Linked DNA regions of Homo sapiens: region 1 is linked to region 2. A link is an interaction called in ENCODE POLR2A ChIA-PET data of the cell type or tissue named here. Cell type or tissue: PC-9. All regions are shown on one strand. Each heading gives the region's core, and the rest is flanking DNA. Links, peaks and the distances in the headings are about the cores only. Region 1 has its middle 110 kb from the start of N4BP1. Region 2 has its middle 59 kb from the start of SIAH1.

The links. ChIA-PET counts read pairs that join two places held together with the same protein. Peaks named below come from ENCODE experiments on the same cell type or tissue, not always from the same donor. Only the 100,000 strongest peaks of a DNase experiment are listed, where the experiment ranks them.
Region 1: POLR2A ChIA-PET joins it to region 2 with 5 read pairs; 8 of 35 experiments call an interaction of 5 or more read pairs at or near these places.

What each region holds. Positions count from the first base shown.
Region 1 is chr16:48,500,356-48,504,745 of GRCh38, reverse strand. No RefSeq gene overlaps it. Among named protein-coding and RNA genes, the nearest start is that of N4BP1, 110 kb to the left of the region's middle. In PC-9, for the core only: no CTCF peak of the experiment used is centred there; no DNase peak of the experiment used is centred there.
Region 2 is chr16:48,442,042-48,446,431 of GRCh38, reverse strand. No RefSeq gene overlaps it. Among named protein-coding and RNA genes, the nearest start is that of SIAH1, 59 kb to the right of the region's middle. In PC-9, for the core only: no CTCF peak of the experiment used is centred there; a DNase peak (open chromatin) is centred at 1,661; H3K4me3 peaks cover 392 bases; H3K27ac peaks cover 873 bases.

The DNA.
Region 1 (4,390 bases), core at 218-4,217, 58 kb before region 2:
GTCCCCTGGTGTCAGGCCCAGTGCTTGATGAATACACCATGGAAGAGGGAAAAAACACTGTCCCAGTGTCAGCCAGACCTGAACTTCAATTGTGGCTCCACCAGCCTCTGCTGTTCTGCTGTTGTAACCTCCATGGAGTTATTTAACAGTTACTCTGAGCAGAGGCTAAAACCTACTTTGAGGGCTGCTATGAAGATCTCCTGAGTGCTGTCTTTGAATGCCTGGCGCACAGTACCCCTGGAAGGAAGAGAGGGAAGATTACCTGTGACATTCAGTAGATTTCAAAACATAGGAGGGCGATGGAGCATCCATGCTCAGCTCCTGGACTCCCTTGACATGTTCCACCACCAGCTCCATGCAGCCGGACCCTTCCAAGCTTGATGAAAGGACAAGCTCAAGTTAAGGAAAGCACACAAGAAATCAAGCTGGTCTGGAGGCAGCTCCCAAGATGGAGAGGTGGGATTCATGTACCTTTGAAAGAGGCCCAGCCCATCATTTGACCAGATATTTCATGAACATGATAACCTGGCCATAAGTTAGGCCAGCTAGGGAACACCCTACTGCCCCACAGAAGAAACAACCTGAGATCCCACCAGCCTGGGCCCCTCCAACACCTCTGCCCAGGCTTGGGGGTCCGAGGCTTCCTGCCCTTCCGCAGTAGAAAGAACCGGCTGCCCAGGGAATGCATTTGTTTAATATCAGATTCCTCAGCAACATCTGGATCCAATTTAGCTGTGAACATTGAAAACGAGGCCTGGCCACCAGCCAGCACACTGCAGGAAGAGCTGAGCCCGCTGTGCACAGATACAGAGTTGTGGAGGAGCCAGGCCAAACCCACCTAGCCCCCTTATTTCTTTCAGGCATCCTGGGGAAGGAGTGGAGGTGACTCCCTGGCAACCCAACTTTGGTCTCCTGCAGATCCATCCCCCTGCCAGCCTCTCAGGTTTTCCAAAACATTCAAGTGATTGCCACCCTGACATGGTGGCAGGAAGCTGGAAGGTTCTCTGCCTCCACAGAATTTGGGGTTCCAAGGGTAACATCTTCTCCTAGTGCGAAGGGACACACATACACTCATGCTTCCACACAAAACACAGGCATACAGGTGCATGCATGCACACACACCATGCCATTCTCTGCACTGGACTTCCAACACGTCCTGCACTTGGAAATCCCAGGCTCTCAGAACAGGCAGAACATCTCATTCAACCCTCATTGTCCAGAGACACGGGGATTTCGCAAAGGTCAAACAGCAAAGCAAGTCACAGTGCAACATTACATTTACCAGGTGCTGACTTTAAACCAGATCCCTTGATGGGTATTTAAAATATAGTAGTACTTTCAAGTTTATCCTCAAAATAACTGGACGATCCGTTCAGTATTTTGCCCAATGCCACACATTTAGTAAGTGATAAGGCTGGGGATGAAACCCAAGTCAGTCTGACATCAAATTATAGGATTTCCTCCACTGCGGGTCCCGATGCCTGAAATTCCACCAGTAAGTCTTCCCAAGCTCTGATATTAAAAACCATAAATGGTCCTGAACAGTTCTTGCCTTAAGCTATCTCTGGCCAACACCTGAAGGGCAACAGGAGAGAAGGACATCGGGGGGGCATAGGGCCTCCAATAAGGAGGTGAAAGGGTGTAAGATGGACATTTTCCAGACTTTTCAGTTTTTAAGCCTCAGAGACTCGAATTGGAGGTTGAGGCCTCCTGAAAAGGCCTTCCTGGAAAGAGACCTCTGAGCATTGTCTTCTGTGGGAGGATGGTTCCATGGCTGTGCTATGCTGAGGCTGGTGGGTAGGGAAGTCTAGGCACAGTGAGTGGGTGTACAAAGATGAAATCCCTCTAGGGACAGTGTGCTCATTTATATTAAAAGCTTAAAAAAGTATTTACTTTTTCTTTTTTTTTAAGACTCACAGTCTCACTCTGTCACGATCATAGCTCACTGCAGCATGGAACTCCTGGGCTCAAGCGATCCTCCCGCCTCAGCTTCCTGAGTAGCTGGAACTATAGTCATGTGCCACCACACTGGCTAATTTATTTTCTTTTAGTTTTTTACAGACAGACATCTTATGTTGCCCAGGCTGGCCTTGAACTCATGGCCTCAAGCGATCCTCCTGCCTCACCCTCCCAAAGTGCTGGGATTATAGGTGTGAGCCACTGCTCCCAGCTGCACTTACCTTTTTTCCCAGTCTTTCTATGCCTCCTCTGTGCTGAGCTTTATTAGAGCACTGTATATACTAAGTCCTCAACAAATAAGTAAAAATAACAGTTACAAAATGATATGTAGAGGTTGATCCTAAGGATGCATCTATCTAGAGAATAGGAGAGACTTTTATGTTCCTAGTGTTTGTCTTCATCCTTCCTTCTAATTTTTTGTTTGCTGTTGCTGTTTTTGAGTAGATATATGTAGAGAAAGCCACTGTTCTTGTTTCTCTGAGATTCACTCCCCTTCTTTTGGTAACTACAATCCTGACTTCTCACCCCCACAATCAGGAAGGTGATCATGTGACTTGGGCCTGGCTTATTAGAATCTGCCCAGTAGGTCACAGTGATTGGTCCAGAGATGAGCACATGACTCAACATGATCATGCGACTTGGATGTGGCCTATCAGAATCCTTCCATTAGGCAATAGTGATTGGCCCAGGGATGAACACATGACTCAAACCAGGCCAAATGGGATCCAGTTAGTGGGAAGGAGAAACTTTTTCACAGATGTGAACCCTCAGTAGGTGAACCTGGTGCTGTCGGCAACCAACCTACCTCCCAGCTCCCAGATGGGGGCTGCTTCCTTCCTCATGATGAGGATGGTATGTGAAATCCAGGCTGAAATCCTCCAGACTCTCAACCACAGCTCTGAAGCCTGCCGTCATTGTCCCTTTGGGCCGTGTAAGCCTTCCAGACCCATCGGGCCTCACTTGCTATGTTGCTTGGAGAAAATAACACTGAGGCAGGAACTAAGAACGCGGTGAGGATTGGCAAGAGGAGACCGCAGGGAAGAACCTTGTCAGTCTTGCACTTGGTGGGAAATTAGGCGCTGAAGGCTTTGGACAGCTGCCAGGTTCTTCTGTCCAGCCCCTGTGGCTCTTGAGTAGGTGAAGTTCCCTTGAGTGGGTGGCGGGCAGCGAGGACACGGAAGGGTTAGAATGCTTGAGGAAAGTAGAGAGAAAATGTGGGATTGTTATAAAATGCAGATAGAATGAGATAAGACCTTGCTGAGCCTGAAAAATTAAATATGCACAGATTGACTTCAAGTAGGTCTTTGGCAGGGTTAAAAGCCAGAGGTTTTGCTCCTCACTCTAAGCAGGAAATCGTTTGTGCAAAATAACAGGACATTTAAAAAGACCATTTTTCTGGATTCGGCGAGCACCAGAAGTAGCCAAAGAGGCTAAAGTTACTTCTAAACCCATTTGTTTTAGGTTCTGCTTATGAACCTGGTAGAAACTGTAGGGAAACCCAAGCGGGGTGGGGCAGGGGTGAGACACACAAGTTCCCACCCCACTCTGTGCGCACTCTAAGCCATTAAACCTTCAACCAGCTGCTGACGTCAGAGGGCACCTAATGAAAATGCGTCCGAGACCGGGTGCAGTGGCTCACACCTGTAACCCCAGCACTTGGGGAGGCCGGGGTGGGTGGGTTGCTTGAGCTCAGGAGTTCGAGACCAGCCTGAGCAACATGAGGAAATCCCCGCCTCTACAAAAAAAATAAAAATAAAAAAATTAGCCGGGTGTTGTGGCACACACCTGTAGTCCCAGCTACCTGGGAGGATCGCTGGAGCCTGGGAGGCAGAGTTGAAAGTGAGCCGAGATCGTACCACTACACTCCAGCCTGGGTGACAGAGTGAGACCTTGTCAGAAAAAAAAAAGAAGAAGAAGAAGAAGACAGAGAGGAGAGAACGAAAGAAAGAAAGAAAAGAAAATCGAGAAAGAAAGAAAGGGCCGGGCGCAGTGGCTTACGCTTGTAATCCCAGCACTTTGGGAGGCCGAGGCGGGTGGATCGCGAGGTCAGGAGTTCGAGACTAGCCTGACCAACATGGTGAAACCACGTCTCTACTAAAAATACAAAAATTAGCTGGGCGTGGTGGCGGGCGCCTGTAATCCCAGCTACTCGGGAGGCTGAGGCAGGAGAATCACTTGAACCTGGGAGGCGGAGGTTTCAGTGAGCCGAGATCACATCACTGCACTCCAGCCTGGGCAACAGAGCAAGACTCCATCTCAGAAAAAGAGAAAGAAAAGAAAATATGTCTACATTTTGTTTTTAAGTTGCATTTTGTAGGAGTTGAAACTGGATTCTTCAGGAGCAGTTGCTCAGAAATCTTGAATTTGAGGCCTTTCATACTCATTTGCAGGAAGAAAGTGTTCTCCCCAGGAAAATGGATTGCTCAGCTGA
Region 2 (4,390 bases), core at 125-4,124:
TTTGTTTGTTTGGTAGGTTTTTTTTGAGACAGGGTCTTACTCTGTTGCCCAGGCTGGAGTGCAGTGGTGCGATCAACTGCTCACTGCAGCCTTGACCTCCCAGACTCAAGTGATCCTCCCACCTCAGCCTCCCAAATAGCTGGGACCCCAGGCACACACCACCATGCCTGGCTAATTTAATTCTATATTTTTTAGAGACGGGTTCTCCCTATGTTGCCCAGGCTGGTCTTGAACCCCTTTGTTCAAACGATCCTCCCGCCTTGGCCTCCCAAAGTGTTGGGATTACAGGCATGTGCCACGGTGCTGGACTGGTCTTTACTTTTCTTCCAATCCAAGTTCCAGAAACAGGAGCTGCCTTTCTCCGAGATATAGGTGTTTGTGGTTCAGAGATTGGGATCTGTTCTTCCTGCTTACCACCTGACAACTTTGGAGAGGTAATTTACCAACCCCGTGCCTCAGTTTTCTCCTCTGTAAAGTGGGGATGATAGTGGCATCTGCCTCAAAGCATTGCTGTGATGATTGGATGAATCCTTGTAAAGTGCTTAGACCCGTGCCTGGCACACAGTCAGCCTTCAATAGATGTTGGCTGGAATTCTTAGGTGACTGTGGCTCTTGGGAGTCCTGGCATCACAGGGTTCAAGATTTTATTTTTTGTTTAAATTAAATTTATTGAGCCAGGGTCTTGCTCTGTGGCCCAGGCTGGAGTCCAGTGGCACGATCTGGGATCACTGCACCTCCGCCTCCCAGGCTCAAGCCATCCTCCCACCTCATCCTCCCAGATAGCTGGCCCGGCTCCCACCATACCCAGCTAATTTTTGTATTTTTAGTAGAGACGGGGTTTCACTATTTTGCCCAGGCTGGTCTCAAACTCCTGAGCCCAAGCAATCCACCCGCCTCGGCCTCCCAAAGTGCTGGGAGCACAGGCGTGAGCCACCGCGCCCAGCCCCAAGATTTTAAACTAAAGGCAGACTGTGCAAAGGGAGAGAATGAGGACTGCTAGACAGGAAGCGCTGGGGACTTCAGGCCACGAAAACAAGGCAAAATGATAACATTTCAAACTATAAATAGCAGAGCAAGCAATTCCTCTGTCATCCTGCAAAACAATGAGCCTCTTCCTTCATGTTGCTTGAAGGATAAATAGAGTCCCCTTCACTCCCCCACCACACACACAGGGAAGTAACTTGAGAGCCGTGTCCAACAGCAGAGGAGGAACTGGGAGTGTGCTGGTGGGGGCTGATTCTTCAGCTCTGGTCCCCTGGAGTCTGACTGGGAGGCCTGCTGTGCCTAGCCCAGCGAAGTCCCACCCAGGCAAGCTCCTGGACAAGCCTGCAGTGTGGACTTCCAGGAGGGGGTATAGGGACCTGCCAGCTCCTGGGCCCCAGGCTTCTCTGACAAGGGAGAGGCAGAGAAACATCATTATCCATGGATTTCAAAAACATCCCTCAGAGAGCTTGAGGCTACAATGAGCTGTGATTGTGCCACTGCACTCCAGCCTGGGTGACCCTCTCTCAAAAAAAGGAAAAAAAGGAAAGAAAAAAGAAACATCTCCAAGGATTCCAGAGTTGGACGCATCCGCAGGAACTGGCTCCAGCCTCTGCCTTTGGCTTCTTGGTCACTCATGACTAATCACCTCACCATCATCAACGTCACCTCTAATGTTTCTTTGGAGCATTTATTACATACGTGGCACTTTTTTTTTTCTTTTAAAGAGACAGGATCTTGCTCTGTCCTGCAGGCTGGAGTGCAGAGGCACAATCATAGCTCCTGCTTTGGCCTCCCAAAGTCCCGGGATTACAGGCTTGAGCCACTGTGAGGATTGGATGAATCCATGTAAAGTGCTTAGACCCGTGCCTGGCACACAGTCAGCCTTCAATAGATGTTGGCTGGAATTCTTAGGTGACTGTGGCTCTTGGGAGTCCTGGCATCACAGGGTTCAAGATTTTATTTTTTGTTTAAATTAAATTAAATTTATTGAGCCAGGGTCTTGCTCTGTGGCCCAGGCTGGAGTCCAGTGGCACGATCTGGGATCACTGCAACCTCATTGTTTTGCAGGATGACAGAGGAACTGCTTGCTCTGCTATTTATAGTTGAAATGTTATCATTTTGCCTTGTTTTCGTGAGCCACTGTACCTGGCTTTTTTTTAATCATTTCCTTAGTGAAATGCATGTTGTTAATAATGTGATTCACTAATTTGTCAAACATTTACAGAGTACTATGCAAGTACTATACAAGACCCATCCTTCACCTCCTGGGCCCAAACAATCCTCTCACCTCAGCCTCCTGAGTAGCTGGAACTACAGGTGCACACCACTACATTTGGCTAATTCTTTTTTGTAATTGTTTTTTGTTTGTTTGTTTGTTTGTTTGAGACAGAGTCTCACTCTGTCACCCAGGCTGGAGTGCAATGGCGTGATCTTGGCTCACTGCAACCTCCGCCTCCCAGGTTCAAGCTATTCTCCCTGCCTCAGCCTCCTGAGTACCTGGGATTACAGGTCCCCGCCACCACGCCTGGCTAATTTTTGTATTTTTAGTAGAGACGGGGTTTTGCTATGTTAGCCAGGCTGGTCTTGAACTCCTGATCTCAAGTGATCCACCCTCCTGGGCCTCCCAAAGTGCTGGGATTATAGGTGTGAGCCACTGTGCCCAGCCCTATTTTTGGTAAATTTTTTGTAGAGACAGGATCTCACTGTGTTACCCTGACTGGTCTTGAACTCCTGGCCTCAAGTGATCCTCCCACCTCAGCCTCCTAAAGTGCTGGGATTACAGGCATACACCATGGTGTCAAGCCTATGTGGGTGACACTTTTCTAAATATTGGTGCCTCTGCATGCCAGCACACCAAGGCCCCCTGGTCTTCCCCCAAAATCCCGCCCCAAAGGCCTCCTCCTCCAGAAACTCAGTTGCTCTGGGAAGCTGGCTGAAGTCAGGCCACAAGTATTTCTGGGCACCTACTATGTGCCAGACACTGATCTGAACAAGACACACTGCCACTGCTGCTAAATAACATTGCAAACACAATGAAGGTGAGCAAAGGGGAAGTACTGGCTGACACCAAGAAGGGTGCTGGCCTTCCCTGAGGTCCCCTGGTCCAGAGCCTGGGCCAGCCACTGACACCTCACTGGTCAGCTGGCCATTGTTTCATATTTATGTGTGCCCCTCATTCTGTCTAGTGGATGTCTGGTTGAGTGACTTAATGGCGACAGAGTTGGGAAGGGATTCTGGGGTGTGTCCAGCCTTGAACTCCGAAAGGACAGGGCTACACTCACCCCGCATCTTAGTGCCCAGTAGTGGATGTTCAGGAGTAAACGTAGAGTCAGTTAATACAGGAAGGAGCAATTGAATAGATGAATCCTTCATTGCCTCCTGTAAGGCAAAATTGTAAGGGAACTTAAGCTATTTCACATTCCTTCCTGCCCTTCGAAGCCTCACTCAGTGCTTGGCTCACAGAAAGAACTCAATAATATTTGTTGAAAAACAAATGGATGCAAACATGAATTAGTACAACCCTGGTGTCTGTCATAGTGCAGGGAATGCAGTGCATAGGACTCTGCAAATGTTTGACAAATTAGTGAATCACATTATTAACAATATGCATTTCACTAAGGAAATGATCAAAAAAAGCCAGGCACAGTGGCTCATGCCTGTAATCCCGGGACTTTGGGAGGCCAAGGCAGGAGGATTGCTTGAGATCAGGAGTTCCAGGCCAGCCTGGGCAACATAGTGAGATTCCCATTTCTATGAAAAATTAAAAAAATTAGCTGGGCATGGTTGTACCTGCATGTAGTCTCAGCCTCTTGGGAGGCTGAAGTTCAAGGATCACTTGAGCCCAGGAGTTTGAGGGTTACAGTGAGCTATGTGACCCACCACTGTACTCCAGCCTGGGCAACAGAGCAAGACCCTGTCTCTAAAAAAAAAAAAAAGTAGACAAGAAGAAAAGAAAACAGAAAAAGAAAAGAAAAAAGAATTGTTTTCATTAACATTTACTGGTGATAGATTTTTTTTACAATCATACAACTGTTTACTCCCTTTTCTTGAATTTCTTAGCAAATTTTTAAACAACAACAAAAACAGACCCCTGACCCACCAAGGGAAAGGTGGTTTGAGTCTAAATTTAAAAAACTCTCCATGTGAGAATCTGAATAAACTCCAGAGCCTGACAGTCACCTTTGGCTGAGGCTGGGGCTGCTCAGAGTGAGAGACTGCGGACGGGGGAGGAGGGGCTGCTTGGAAAAGTACAGCTATCTCAGCCACACTCTCTCTGGGAATTCACTCTTTTTCTATTTTCAACATCATTATCCTATTTCCATATGATTTTACAAGATGCAAAGCAAATATTAGTACAGGTTCTTCTTTGCAAAAAGAAGCCATTTAATCTAATGAAGTACTGTCC